Regions from separate parts of the Homo sapiens genome. Here region 2 is linked to region 1. A link is an interaction called in ENCODE POLR2A ChIA-PET data of the cell type or tissue named here. Cell type or tissue: PC-9. All regions are shown on one strand. Each heading gives the region's core, and the rest is flanking DNA. Links, peaks and the distances in the headings are about the cores only.

Region 1 (7,910 bases), core at 2,096-6,095:
CAGTTTTACAGCTAAGGAATGTGAGGCTCTAAGTTAGGTAAATTAAATAAATGCCACGCTTTTCCATATGCATAGTCATTAACATGTCACACTTCATGTGTCCATAGGCATAAAGGTGACTTCTGCTGCCGCAGAATCACAGAAGCTCAGATTAGGAAAGGTTGTTCATAATTGTCTTGTCCAACCAACCAACCGCTTCTGCAGCATCCCAAGTGATTGTCTGATCTCAGCCTGAGTATTTCCAGTGATAGAGAATTCACTATAGTAGCTCAGCGCAGTGGGTCACTCCTATAATCCTAGCACTTTGGGAGGCCAAGGCAGGCCGATCACTTGAGGCCAGGAGATCGAGACCAGCCTGGCCAACATGGCGAAACCCTGAATCTACTAAAAAACCTACAAAAATTAGCCGGGCGTGGTGGTGCATGCCTGTAGTCTCAGCTACATGGGAAGCTGAGGTGGGAGAATCACTTGAACCTGGGAGGCAGAGGTTGCAGTGAGCTGAGATTGTGGCACTGCACTCCAGCCTGGGTGAAGGAGCAAGACCGTGTCTTAAAAAAAAAAAAAAATTCACTACGGAGAGTGGTCCATTTTGGACAGCCCAGTTCTTAATTTCCTTAGTTTGTTCTTAACATGACGAGAGAGCACTCATCATTGCAGTTGCTATAGAACCCTAAGCCCTTTCTTTCTGGGTTTGTCACCTGCTGAAGAAATTTGGCTCTGGCCAAAAGTTTGTCCTCTAGGCAGGGCATGGTGGCATGCCTGTCATTCCAGCACTTTGGGTGGCTGAGGTGGGCAGATTGCTTGAGCCCAGGAGTTGGAGACCAGCCTGGGCAACAAGGCTGGTCTTTTATATTTTTTGTCTCTACAAAAAATACAAAAAATTAACTGGGCATGGTGGTGCACGTATATAGTCCCAGCTACTGGGAGGCTGAGGTGGGAGAATGGCTTGATCCGAGGAGAAGGAGGTTGCAATGAGCCAAGATCGCGCCACTGCACTCCAGCCTGGGTGACAGAGCGAGACCTGTCTCAAGAAAAAAAAAAAAAAGTTTATCCTCTAGGATTATCTAGGTATAGAAGGCAGAGGAGGGAAAATGAGAAGGGGCCTAATAAGAAGGAGTTAGAGCTAGGTTAAGAGCTGTCTGAGCTCCTCAAGAAGACCTCAGCAGGTCACTGGCTCTATGAGCATTTGGCAACGTGGGGAAAAATCCTGTTTTCCAGTGCCAGTGGGAAGTCACTGTGTTGCATGGGACACCAATGAGGGGAGACCTGACTTCTTATTCAGTACCACTTTAAATTCTTTTTAAATTATTTTTTGGTCTTTTTTTTTTTTTTTGAGATGGAGTCTCACTGTGTTGCCCAGGCTGGAGTACAGTGGCATGATCTTGGCTCTCTGCAACCTCTGCCTCCCGGGTTCAAGCAATACTCCTGCCTCAGCCTCCCAAGTAGCTGGGATTACAGGTGTGCACCACCGCGCCTAGCTAATTTTTGTATTTTTAGTAGAGATGGGGTCTCACCATGTTGGCCAAGCTTGTCTTGAATTCCTGACCTCAAATGATCCACCTGCCTCGGCCTCCAAAGTGTTGGGATTACAGGCGTGAGCCACCGCGCCTGGCCGACTTTTAATTATTTTTATATATATCTGTATACACATACATTTACACTGAAAAAATATATGTTACACAAAATGCATAATCCTTTTTGTTTGTTTGTTTGAGACAGGGTCTTGTTCTGTTGTCCAGGCTGGAGTTCAGTGGTGCCATCTCAGCTCACTGCAATCTCTGTCTCTTGGGCTCAAGTGAGCCTCCCACCTCAGCCTCCAGAGCAGCTAGGACTACAGGCACACAGCACCACACCCAGCTAATTTTGTTCATTATTTTTGTAGAGACAAGGTCTCACTATTTTGCCCAGACTTGTCTTAAACTCCTGGGCTCAAGTGATCCACCCAGCTCAGTCTCCCAAAGTGCTGGGATTACAGGTGTGAGCCACTGCACCCTCCCTCTTAATCGTTTGTTACAAATATAAACGTTAAAGATAAGTAGTGAGCAGGAATCCCTGGGCCACCTTCTGAAAATGTTAGCGAGGTCATAGGAGGGGCATAGCACTGACTTTCTAATTTACGAAGCTCTGTTTTCCGTAGTGTTAATGTCACTTCTGTTTGTGGGAATTATAAGTTTAAATGCACATAGCTAACGTTTGGAGAGGGTCTGCCATGAGTTGGATGCCATGCTAGGAGGGTTACACTCATAAATGGTCATTTGCCTCTGCTTCAGTCTGGGAACTACTTGGTGGCAAGGTGTGTGGTCTATGCAAATACCAATGACCTGAATGACTTTTGTCAAGTCTCTTCAATCCCAGAGCCTCATTTTCCTCATCTGTCACATGAAGGACACGTTAATTGCATTAACTATCTTATGGAAGTATTGCGAAATAGGAGTAAAATGCAGTGTGAAAGCCTTTTGTATCCTCACAGACACACCCAGGATCAATACTTTGCATCTTTCAATCCAATGAAGTTGACACTCAGTATTATCCATCACAAAAAGCATAAAACTATAAAGTTCTATGGAATGTGCCTAATTTAGTGTTCTATGATAGTGAATACTTAACGGAATGAAAAGATCAGTATTAATAATATGTTAGGTCAAATCTCCTTTACAATGAATCCCATGAAAACAAAATGATTTTCAAGCTTTGAGCTATAATTTTTTTTTTTTTTTTTGAGATGGAGTCTAACTCTGTTGCCCAGGCTGGAGGGCAGCGGTGTAATCTCAGCTCACTGCAACCCCTGCCTTGCTGGTTCAAGTGATTCTCGTGCCTCAGCCTTCCAAGTAGCTGGGATTACAGGTGTGCACCACCATGGCCGGCTAATTTTTGTATTTTTAGTAGAGACGGAGTTTCACTGTGTTGGCCAGGCTGGTCTCGAACTCCTGATCTTAGGTGATCTGCCTGCCTTGGCCTCCCAAAGTGCCGGGATTACTGCGCCCAGCCTGAGCTATGCTTTGTTACAAGAAATATGCCATATAAAATTTTTTCAATACTACAGAGTTGCAATTTTTTTTTGGTGTTCACTGTCTCATGATCTAACCTGTTGCAAAGATTAAAGCAAAATTTTCCACAGCTAATCACAGAGGATTAGTAAGGCCTCTATAATACCACACATTAAAAATGAGGAAATCACAAACTGAGTCCCATGTCTTCATTCTTTGTAGATTTGTTTTCTAGGTAATTAAAAAGGTACTTGCGAATATACTCTGCCTACTTCTAAAAAGTATTTGGGGATAGCCTATAATAATAGAAATAGGAGTAATAAAAGTGGGCCACGCACTGTGGCTCAGGCCTGAAATCCCAGCACTTTTGGAGGCTGAGGAGGGAGGACAGCTTGAGCCCAGGAGTTGGAGACCAGCCTGGGTAATGTAGTGAGATGCTGTTTTTACAAAAAATTTAAAAATTAGCTAGGTTTCAGCTACTTGGGTGGCTGAGGTGGGAGGATCACTTGAGCCTGGAAGGTTGAGGTTACAGGGAGCTATGATTGTACCATTGCCTTCCAGCCCTAGGCAACAGAGTGTCAAAAAAAAGAGAAAGAAATGATAATAGTGAAATAATTTTAGAATATTTTCATCCAATTTACAGCCATTTCTTAATATTATCAGCGAAACAGAATTAATCTAGAGTTAGAAATGAGATCTATAGTTTCTGACACTGAAAGTATTTTATTCACTATAACTAAACATTGAGTGGCTGGTAGCTGATAATGAATGACTTCTAGGGGTGGGGAGCCTGTAGAATTGTCCCAAACTATAGGACTCAAAGACAATGAACATAAATGTAATTAAGAAGTGGATTAGATCAAGAGGCAGTGCATGCTCAGATCATACATTTTGCTTCTGTTTGGATGTAACAGCCAGCCTTATGCAGAATATATTAAGAAAACCACACAAAAGGGAAATGAGTCACTTACAAAAGACCAGAAAAGCTTAGGCTAACCGGCTAGACAAGACTTGGCCATGTCTTTTTCTGCCTTGGTTTCACTTGTATATCCTGAAAGCACCACCTTGTCTGAATCACAGGAGAGAAAAATGTTTTTGGCAAATATACATTGGACACGTCCAGCTTTACTTTTGCTCTTTCTCTATGTCCCCCCACCCACCATCCCACTGCCACACACACACACACACACACACACACACGCATCCAGGTGGCTTTGGAATGTATGTGGCTTTTCCCTTCGGGAGTCTCACCTTCATAATTATGTTTGACCTGGACTAACATTAAAACATTTTGCTCTTCCCGAGAACACACCAATCAGCACGCGGTTCCATTTTCTCATGGATCATGACCCATTATCCTTTCTATTTTCTGCTGGAATGAAAGTTCCATGGCACAGGAACACCGTCTATATCTTGCTCACTTCCTGTACAGAGCCTGGCACATTGTTGGTACTCAATAAATATTTCTTGATTGAATAAATATTTTCAGTCTCTCCTCCAGTGGCTATCTGCTTTGTCCTTAGCCTAGAAGCATGTTCAAATCTCCTCCAGTAAACAAAAGACCAAAAAGTCCACCTGTTCTTCCCTATCCCTCCACTGCTACCAAATGCCTTGAAGTTAAAATAAACTATCCATAGCTAATGTCTTCTCCCTCATCGTACTTTGCAGTCAAGCTTTACTTATGCACTGTTTTTTGTTTTGTTTCGTTTGGACAGGGTCTTGCTTTGTTGCCTAGGCAGAGGGGCATTGGCGTAATCATGGCTCACTGCAGCCTCAGCCTCCTGGACTCAAGCAATCCTCCCACCTCAGCCTCCTGAGTAGCTGGGACTAGAGGCACACACTACCACACCTGGCTAATTTTTGTATTTTTTGTAGAGATGGGGGTCTTACTATATTGCCCAGGCTGGTCTTGAACTCCTGGGTTCAAATAATTGGCCCACCTGGGCCTCCCACAGTGCTGGTATTACAGGCATGAGCCACAGCCTGGCCTGCATTGCTCACTCTTTAACCTTTGTAATCCATCCATCCATCCACCCATCCATCCATCCATCCATCCATCCATCCATCCATCCATCCATTCATCCATCCCTCCCCTCCTTGTCTCCCTCCCAACCATCTGTTCATCTGTTCACCTCCCCTTTTTTGCCCTCCTTCCTTTTATCCATCCATCCACTCTTTCATCTCCCACCTTCCTCCTTCTGTCCTTTGCTTCTGTAAATGTATACACCAATGCTTACTATGTCCTAGGTACTGTGCTGGGTACTAGAGAGAGGATGTTTAAGAACAGTCACTGCAGTGGAAATGCTCTTGCTCCAATGGAAGATACAGATGTGGAAACTGAAGCTTCTTAAACCGGGACACGATTATTTCCCTTGGATGTGCATCAGGGTGCTATAGTAAGCGAAACCACAGAACGAAGATGGAGAAACTTGCTGGAGACTAAGCTTTACTCCATGTAAGTAACTGGAAACACCTGACACCCAAGTAAATTAAAACCAACATTTAGAATGACAGCATGAAAAACAGCATCAACCATTACCAAAACACAGGCCTTTAAAGAAGCATGCCAGGCTGGGCACAGTGACTCACGCCCATAATCCCAGCACTCTGGGAGGCTGAGGCAGGAGGACTGCTTGAGTCCAGGAGTTCAGGGCCAGTATGGGCAATATAGTGAGATGCCATTCTCTAAGACAAAAAAAAAAAAACAAAAAACAAAACAAAAAAAAAAACAAAAAAACCAGCAGCATGTCATAGGCTGTGTTGGGATATGTCCCTGGTGAATGTTGAGTTAACTCTTCCCTGTTGCTGGGGGAACTCCTTAGAGGAGCCTGAAAAGCACTGAGAAGTAGAAAACTACTACACAAGGTGGCATGCTAGCTAGAGAGATGAACTATAGTGCCAAGGGACCTCTGAGAAATTCACAACAGTGTTGAGTGAATTTTGCAGAAGGCTGAATAGGACTGCCTTTACAGAGGAGGCGATATTTGAAGTGGTTCCTGAAAGAGGAGTGGCTCACCAGGAAGAGCAGGGGAGAGTATTGTGGGTGGAGGAAGCAGTGTGTGCAATTACCAGGGCTGCGAATGGACCTGACATAGAATAGGAAAGAGTCTAGCAGAAAGAATCAGCTCCTCTTCTAGCAGCTGAAAAAGGACGTGGGTTTTGATGGCACAATGAAGGGCCTAGGTATCTTGCTAGAAAGTTCCAAAGCTGAAGACCATTCCCTCTCCTTGAAACTCTTTTTCTCTCGGCACTGCTGTCATTCTGCTTCTCCTACTTCTTTGACAAGTTCTTCTTAGTCCTGTTTACTTATTTCTCCTCCTCAACACCCCTTTCCCACCTTTGGAATGTTATGTTCCTGAGAGTTCCTTATTGGCCATGTTTTTCTTCTTCTTCTCCACACATGGCTTGTTTCATTCACTCCCACCACTTCAACTTCCTTTAAGCTGGCTTCCCAATCCACACTCCCCAGTACAGACTCCTGGGGTCCAGGCTCCCCGTTCTCACTGCTTAGATATTTCCACCTGAACTGAACTATATCCTTTTAAAATAAGTACGTTCTAACATGTCTGTGTCATCTTCCATGCTCTTCCCCTCCTTTCTATGGCTCTGCCTCTGCCTCCCATAGTTGTTATGGTCTAGGCTAATGGAACCGTGATCTACCAACTCACCTAAATAAAATACCTGAGTCACCAGTTACTCTGCTCATCACCTACAGCCATTCAGTTGCCTGCCCTCCTGAGCCTCTGTTCAATATGTTCTTTCCTTTAAAACTCCACTGGGATTCTCAACTGAGCTGAGAGTCCCTGCCCCTGCCCCTGCCCCTGCCCCTGCCCCTACCTGAGGTTGAGAATCACTGCACATAGTGAGAGCTACTCCTGATGGGTGTACTCTGTACAATTAGACTGTGTGGGGGCAGGAAAGGGTTGGAATCACTGCCATGGCCAGATCCCTCTTGGGCAACTGCAACACCTAGTTAATTGGTCTCCCTGATACCAGTTCCTTCCCCTCTGGAACCTTCTCCACACTTCTTCAGTTATCTTTGAAATACAGAAATCTGATTAAAGATGACAAATTATTGAAATTTATAATATAAAAATTATTAAAATTTGTAAAAGTACTGAAGAATGGGAAGGATATATAAGTGAATATTTACCTGATCTTTCAGTGGGGAAAAGCATTCATGTAAAGGCTAAAGGAAAGGACAGAATTGACCACATACAAATGCAAAACTTTTGTTGAAAAAAGAATGCAGAAAGACAGACTGGGAAAGTATCTGCAAGTAGTGTAAATGGTCTTAATATATAAAAAGCTCCTAAAAATTAGTAACCAAATCATAAACACACCAAAAGAAAAAAAATCAGCAAAGGATATGAATAATCCATGAAACACGTACAAATCACAGGTAGACCCATGGCAGAAAACGTTCAATTTCATTTAAGAAATGCAGACTGAAACAATGGATATACGAAGTTTTTTCCTTTTCAAACGGGCCAATTAAATCTAGTGCAAAGTGAGTAGCTTGGTAAGTGAAGTATGCTCACACTTGGCTGGTAGGAGCATAACATGGTACAAGCTTTTAGGAAGCTAATCTAGAAAAATGTACGAAAAGCCTTAAAAAATATACACTTTTTGACCCCGCAACTCTGTCTCTAGGAATTCCTAAGGAAACAATTACGGATATGAATAAATACATCATTTTAAGGATAATTATCACAGCACTGTTTGTAAGGCTGAAAATTAGAAACATTCTAGGTGCTCAATCGCAGGGCTTGTCGAATAAATGTACGAATTTAGCACAAATTTCCTGTGTCACTGTTCCTTTCCAGCACAGCCTTTAACACCTGTGTGGTTAGCATGAAATACCACACAGATATTACAAGCTGTGCTGGAAAAGAACAGTGACACAGGAAAACATTTTCAGAA
Region 2 (7,910 bases), core at 1,727-5,726, 660 kb after region 1:
TGCTCAGTAAATATCTGTTGAATGGAAAAAATGAAGGATAAGCTAAGGAGATGACAGTGATGGGCAGAGGTGTGGAGGAGTTCCAATTGTCCATGGTGCCGACTTGATTCATAGTGTACTTGTTTTTGGTTGCCTTCCTTTCCTGTCTCATTTCCCGGCCTTCTCTATATATGTTTCCAGGGCCAGTGCATTTGGCTGCCTTCTAATGCTCTGGTGTGTATTTATTTGGATCAGCTGCTTGTCTTTATGAGTTGGTGGCAGGTTATGTGAATGGCCCAAGATCACTCTTAGAGGTAGAAGAGCCAGAACTCAAGCCTCGAAGCCCAGGAAGCCCATGCTGTTAACTACCATCCTACATGACATCCGTTAGGGTTTACTCACTAACCCTGAGCTAAGACTTTCTGACTCTTTCTCCCAGTCTTCTGCCATGTCACAGAGATAGAGGCTATTATTCTGGTTGCTGGGATATTTAAAACTTTATTTATAAGTTGTTCCAGTTTTGTTTTTTGTCAACTTATGAGCAAGTCTATAGGTCAGCCATACAAATAATTTGTCCTTGTGGGGGAAAAAAAAACCCATGTTGCATAAAAAGGAATGTCCCACCTTAAAGCCTCTAGACCATGGTTTTTCAGTCTCAGCACTATTGACATTTATAGCCAGATAACTCTTTGTGACAGGGGACAGTCCTGTGCATTTTAGGATATTTAGCAGCATCCTTGACCTCTATCCACCAGATGCCAGTAGCTTCCCCTACTTATGACAAGCAAAAATGTCTCCAGGCACTGCCAATTGTCCCGTGGGGGCCAAAACTGCCACCGCTTAAGAACCACTGCCTTGAGCTATAGGAAGGCAGGTGCCATGTTTGTTTTGCTTATGATCATATCCTTAGTGCCTGACCCAAGTTAAGTGCCCCATAAATATTGGTTGGGCAACAGCATGAATACATGAGTGAATAGTGAATGAATAAATGAATGCATGAACATAGCCAGTGTCCTTAGACTGAGTTTCCTGAATCCCCTGACCTCACCAGCTGCTCACTTCCTCTGTTTTCCAACATCACGTCATCTGCTGACCTAACTGACCAGTCACAGCTCTGGTGTAATTATTCACCTGGCTTCCCATAAACTATGTCCAAATAGGGAACAACTCCTGACTTGGTCTGTTTTGGTCTTGAGCACAGAATCCAGAAACCTCTAACTTTAACCCCGAAGTGGAAGAGGGAAAAGAGACAGAGTGCAGGAGTGTAAGCAGCAAATGCCCCCACCCACTGGGGGTCATTTACAGTCTCTGGGATCCAATTAACAAAGAAAGTTTCTGAGTGGCCACTTTCCCCACGTCGCCCATGTTTCTCCACCTCACAGACACCAGTGGAGCCAGTACCCATTAGGCAACATTACTCTGCATAATGAAACAACTGTACTCAAATCCAGAATAAGAAAATGGGAAGCTTCTATGAAGACTTTAAGCTGCTCAAGTTCACTCAGCTTCAGCTAATGAAAATATGAGCCGCCTCTGAGCTGAGCCTACTTCCTCATGTGGTCCAGTAAATATCTTAATATCTCCAGATTCCTTCCTGCCTTCTAAATTGTGTGCATCACATCTGACATTTGCAAGTTATCTATGATGTCTGCAAGATTAAACCAGCATGAAAACTCTCCATCTGCACTCTCATCCCCTCCACCCCCCAACCCAGGCTGCCAGGCTGAGCTAGAATGCCTGAGACTGTGAAAGCTCAGCCCATATGGGTGAGACTGGAGGCCAGCTGCAGACCTTTGAGGGTGCAATTCCCCACCATCTCTATTTGCATCGCACATGCTGAGGGATTTAATTTCAAGTCCTGGCTGAGTGAGCACCTTCTACTTAGCAGGGAATATGGGGGCAGACAACGAGGAGGGAGGCTTGGCCCTGCCCTCCAAAGGAAAGCCTCACCCTTCATAACAAAGGGCACACCCATCGTGTGCAGGACCCTGCCTAGATGCTCCCTATATACCCTCCCAGGAATTCCTCAAAAGAAAACAGGCGTGGGCGGGTACCCTTGTTTCCCACTTGAGAAACTAGTGGGCTTTGAGTCAGTCATGAAGCTACTACTTAGAGGGATTTGACTCAGGCTAGACTCTTCCCAGAGCCAGTATGTGGCTTTCAGTCTTTGACCAGGAAGACAGACATTTGATGACTTAGCTGTCTATAGCAAGGCAGGATGAAAGAAATGCCAAATAAAGGTATAAGCAATGCCCTGTCAGGTACAGAGAAAGAGGGGATTAATTCATGTGGTGGACTTAATGAGTCCAGGCTTGAAGAACAAAGAGGATTTTCAGTAGTGGAAAATGGGGACAGTTCCAGGGGTGACGGATAGCATGTGTGACAGCGCAGAAGTGTGTGGCCCTTCCACGGACCAAGGGGTTTGTGGAGAGAGTAGTTAGTAGAGGGATGAGGCTGAAGGTGATGCAGCTGTGTATTGGACCCAGCTTGCATAAGCTCAGGTGAGCTGTGCTCACCTTTCCCAAATTGGTGTTTGGTGATATCATGTTGATGGCTTCAAGTCAGCCATGGAGGGGGCATTTACATCACGGAAATGGGCACTCAGGACTCCTCCCCTCCCTGAAAGCTGGTCGTTAAACATTAACCAGCGCACGCTAGGTATTGGGGGACATCACCACCAAGGTGACCCCAGGGATCTGAGGAAAGTAAAAATGCCTTATCTGAATAAAGATAGGATAAAGTAAACATCTCTTTAAATGAAAAAAAAAAAAAAAAATCAAAGTGAAGATCTGACCTGCTGGGGATTCTCAGCAGGGAAACAGGCAGAGCAGGCAGCCCCGTTCATCTATTCCCAATATTGCATTATCTCAGACTCACTTATTCAGAATTCTCTCACCACAGATCAGCAGTTTGCCTCCTCCATTACCAGCTAATCCAGATGGACCTGGTGCTAACTTAATTTCCAGGATAATGGAGTCCTGATCTGTTTGCACAATTGGCTCTTGCATCCCGAAAGTATTTGCTGAATCCTTAAAATCAATGAGGCTGTGCTAGACCACCATACCCTCCTTCCCAGTGAAGACGGGTTCCAGGATCCCCCTAGTGCCTGGCTGCCTACATTAAACACCTACAGTACACCAGCTCCATGCTGGGTGCCTGGTGTGGATCCTATCGATCCTCACTATGGCCCAGGAAGGGTGACTTCCATTTTACAGAAGAGGAAACAGGAGTCTCAGGAAGGGCAGAACTTTGCCCAAAGTTACACAGGTAGCAAGCGCCAGAGCTAGGATGGGACTCCCTGTCTGTCTCTAAGGCTCCCAATCTTTGAATTACATTTTGTTACTATGAGTGGTAGGCTGGATAACTGTCTGCACAGATATCCACGTCCTAATCCCTGAAATCGTGAATATTACCTTATAAGGCAAAAGGAACCTGGGAAATGTGATTAAGGTAAGCTCCTTGAGATAAGAAGATTATCCTGGATTATCTGGGTGATCTCAATGTAGTCCTGAGGGTCCTTGTAAGAGGGAGGCAGAAGGACATGTGACCACAGAAGAGGAGATGGCACCTACGATGGAAGCAAAGATTGGAGTGATGTGGCTACAATCCAAGGAATGTGGCGGCCCCTAGAAGCCGGAAGAGGAAGGAATGAATTCTTCCAGGGAGCCTTCAGAAGGGGCCAGCCCTGCTCACACCTTGATTTGAGCCCTGCAAGACTCCTTTCAGACTTCTGACCTCCAGAACTGTAAGAGAATAAGTTTCTGTTGTTTTAAGCCACTAAACTCGTGACAGCAGCAATAGGAAACACACACTTTCCAAAGCAAGAGGAAGAGAAATGAATCAAGACATCAATATGAGAAAGGAATGGGGTATGAGAAGCATGTGTCAAGGGCAAGAAAGGAATGGGCTGGCCTGCAGGTGTCCTTGGCTCTCTCTAAGCACAGGAGGTCTGAGCAGGGGCCTCTGCTCCCTCCCCTTTCCCTTATCCTACTCCTCCTAGCCACATTGACTTCAATTTGAACCAATGCATTCTATAATTAGGACAAGCATTCCTTTGCCCCCTGATGGAAGAAAAGGAGGTAACTGAGTGATAGAGGCCAGCACAGGCTCAAGCACTGGAGTTCTGTCTCAGCTCTGCCAGCCACTTTCTCTGTGATCTTGGATAAAACACTTTATTTCTCTGCAAGTGTCGTGACTTCTCAGATCCCGCCCCCAGATTTTTATATCTATGTGCTAAGCAAACTAATCGTATAAACACAGTTTGGGTAGAATATTGAGCCCATTAAAAGAGCATCCAAAACACACTCTGTGCAGATTATTTTCATTCAGCTTTTATGAAAGCAGGTCTTGAGGCTCCTTGTGTTGGCCTCTCAAAGCTGCAGGCTGGATAACAATCCCACAGGGGGAAGCTCCAATGCACATTAATATGGGAAGATTTCTCTGGCTGCCAGGGCCAGGAGGTGGGCATAGACTGGTCCTAAGAACTGAAGGTGGAAAAAAAACCTTGCTTGGAAAGACCAGAAACAAGCCCTGGTGGTTCGTAGATCTGAAGGCTCTGAAGATGAGCTTGCAGGAACAAGAGGGGCTGGCAATTTCAGGGAAGAGAAGGAAATGATGATGGGTTCAGCAGTGGGTGTGTTAGTGGCCAGAACTCTCAGAGTTTTCATGGGCCTGTTCTTTTAGCCATTGGAAGCTGGGCCTTGCAACAATGATGAGACAAGGCCTGGGAGTGAAGCTCAGTGGCTGTAGCATGGCTTAACTGAAAGACCATGACCTAGGTTCCTGATAGCTTAGTCCCTAGTTCAGGTCCTGTTACCATCGTCCTGCGGTCTCTAAGTGTCTTAAATGTTTCAACTTTAGCTTTCTGATCTGCCAACTGGGTGAGTGATAATAGCTCTGTGGAGCTGGTGAGCTCCCCTTCTTTCCCCCTTTCCCCTTCTTTCCACCCAGGCTGGATGTTCCAGCTGCCAATCTCACCGATTCTTAGTTTGTGTCTCTGGAAAATGGGGTTGCTCATCAGAAGGTTGACGCAAGGTTTAATGAGACAGGATAGGTAGGTGGTCCAAGCCCTGGAATACTGATTCTCTCCCTGGCCCCTCTGGGCATTCTCACAAGTTGAGAGAATAACAAGATATGATCAATAACCCAGAGATATGACACCCAGAGGTGAGTGTGCTGCTGTTATTCTTTCTGAGGGGGGCTGAGCCTATGTGGCAGGCGATCCTTGATGGTATAATGTGCACACTTCCCTGAGCCCACCTGGTTGTTCTGCCAAGTGTGGGGTTAAGTTCTTGTCCATCTCTCGTGCCCAGGGTAGCATGGCATGCACAATGACTGGGACCTAAATGGCAAAAAGCCTGCTATCCAAGCTCAGAAACATCCCTGGCTCCCATCTGAGGCCTCTGCCAGCAGCTCTGGGAACCCAGCAATAAATTAGAATGTCAGCATGATATGGGGTCAGGTGCTACATCCCACCAAGACTACACCCTCTTACTTGTACCCTTGGCTGTCTCCTCCCCAAGATGCTCCTCTTTTTCAGACACATAATACAACACTGGGCTGATGGCCTGAAGGCTGACTTCTCAGTGGCTGCAGCCTCCTGGGCTGACTTCTAAGGGAATAGGTGAATCTGCTCATCCTCTCTGTCCTCTGGAGCTGGCAGACATTGTGTATGTGTGGATGAGGTGGTATATTAGAGCTCCCTGGCACCAGGCTCCTAAATCTATCCCTTTATCCTTCAATTGGTGCTGGTTATTGTGTCTGGGAAGCATACCATCATCTTCAATCTCAAAGCCTAAATCAGAGTGCCTCAAACTTTACTGTACATATGAGCTACTTGGAGATCTTGTTGAAATGCAGATTCTGATGTGATAGGTCTGGGGTGGCCTGAAACTCTGCCTTTATAAGTTCCCAGGTGATGCCGATGCTGTTGATCCCAGAGTCACAGGGACCTAAGGGGTCACCTGGAGGGAATGACAGAAACCACAGAGCTCAAGAAGAAGGAAACTAAAATTGCATGTCTGCTGCATGCCAGCTGCTGTGCTAGGTGGGTGAAAGTAGCCACCTTCTTAATCCTCCCAACAGACTTGCCAGGAAAGGATTAGGATTCTAATTGCACAGACCAGAGAACAGAAGCTCAGGAGCTACAGACATACACCCAGAGTCACACAGCTGGCAAAAGGAGGCAAGGGTTGAATTCTTGCATCTGGCTCATGCTCACTTTCTCTACTAAGAGGCTTCCCTATACATGAAGACGAAGCCCTGTCACAATTCACAAATGAGGAAATACACCAAGAAGTAAACATATGGAAGATGCTTGGTCTCACACTCTTCATCCAAAATGAAAAGCAAAACAGTGTGAAATGATCTCTCACCAGTCAAAATAGAATAGATACTTTAAAAGAATGATTGCATGTGGGGAAAAGTATTGTAAAATGGGGATTCTCATACGATTCTGGGGAGAGGGTACATTTGGGCAACTGATTGGAAAACAGATGGCACCTATCAAATGCCTTAAAAATGTTCCTGTTCAGTAATTATGCTTTTGGGAATCTATCCTAAAGAGTCTTGAAATTATGTATCCTAGCACTATCCAGGATAAAGAAGTAGTAGAAACAATTTAAATATCTGACAGAAGAATGAGTTGTAATTTATGAAACATCCACACAATGGAGTTTTATGTAGTCATTGAATTATGGGTATGTAATACCATGAAAATGTTAATGTTATAAAGGAAAAAAGTGGCTTGCAAAATGATACACAGAGAATAATCTAAAATTGATATTTAAAAAATCTAAAACATTAAGCCTAGACAGAGAAAAAAGCCTGAAAGAAATTAAACCAGTATATTAGTGGTTAGGTTTTGTTTCTGGAATTAGGAATCATCTTTTAAATGCATTTTCCCAAATGTTTTAAATATACATGTGGCTTTTTTTTTTTTTTGAGACGGAGTCTCGCTGTCGCCCAGGCTGGAATGCAGTGGCGCGATCTCGGCTCACTGCAGGCTCCGCCCCCCGGGTTCACGCCATTCTCCTGCCTCAGCCTCGCGAGTAGCTGGGACTACAGGCGCCCGCCACCTCGCCTGGCTAATTTTTTGTATTTTTAGTAGAGACGGGGTTTCACCGTGTTAGCCAGGATGGTCTTGATCTCCTGACCTCGTGATCCGCCCGCCTCGGCCTCCCAAAGTGCTGGGATTACAGGCGTCAGCCACCAAGCCCGGCCACATGTGGCTTTTATAGTGATTTAAAAATAATGTCCCTTCAAATAAACTTAGGTCTACAGCACTTAATCCAATGACCTAAAATTCAAACGTACACTAAAATTCCATAAACTATTCCTATTTTCTTATTGAATCACATGATAATTTCAGGAGACAAGTGACCTTCACTTCTGATTGACCATTGATTGGCAGTAGTTTCAGTTTCTCTGTCCTCAGCTTCTGTGATTATTAGGTCGGCGCATCAACCTAATAAATATGTCATGATGTCTAAGCAAAAACTCTAACGTCATCTAGAGAGTGATACATTAACGAAACCGTATGAGGGATAATCCATTCATTCAGCTGGCTGTGCTCTATGGATGCTGAGATGGAAGGCAGTTTGCAAGTGGCCCACAGTCTGGAAGGGGAGAGAAACCAATCAACTCTTGCTGTCTGGAGTGAGCAGAGGCTTTCAGGGCTGATCAGCACAGAGTGTGCTGAAGCGGACTTAGAAGATAAGATGTCCTGAATGACGAGGAGGTGTTAGGCAAGGAAGGAAGGAAGCTGATCCAAGCAGGGTTTGCAAAGACTTGAAGGGGAGACATTGACATTGAGAGCATGGTGGTTTCAAAGAGCCACCCCAAAGTGTGGCCTGGCATGAGGGTGCTATGCTTGGGGGAGGAAAGAAATGAGTTGGGAATGGCTGGGATCATCAGGGACTATAGATGCCATG

Evidence for each region. Peaks named below come from ENCODE experiments on the same cell type or tissue, not always from the same donor. Only the 100,000 strongest peaks of a DNase experiment are listed, where the experiment ranks them.
Region 2: POLR2A ChIA-PET joins it to region 1 with 5 read pairs; 2 of 35 experiments call an interaction of 5 or more read pairs at or near these places.

The regions. Positions count from the first base shown.
Region 1 is chr17:32,547,399-32,555,308 of GRCh38, forward strand. All of the region lies in intron 21 of MYO1D (myosin ID), which reads right to left. Among named protein-coding and RNA genes, the nearest start is that of CDK5R1, 64 kb to the left of the region's middle. In PC-9, for the core only: no CTCF peak of the experiment used is centred there; a DNase peak (open chromatin) is centred at 3,993; H3K4me3 peaks cover 691 bases; H3K27ac peaks cover 1,856 bases.
Region 2 is chr17:33,208,799-33,216,708 of GRCh38, forward strand. All of the region lies in intron 1 of ASIC2 (acid sensing ion channel subunit 2), which reads right to left. Among named protein-coding and RNA genes, the nearest start is that of ASIC2, 81 kb to the right of the region's middle. In PC-9, for the core only: no CTCF peak of the experiment used is centred there; no DNase peak of the experiment used is centred there; H3K27me3 peaks cover 3,388 bases.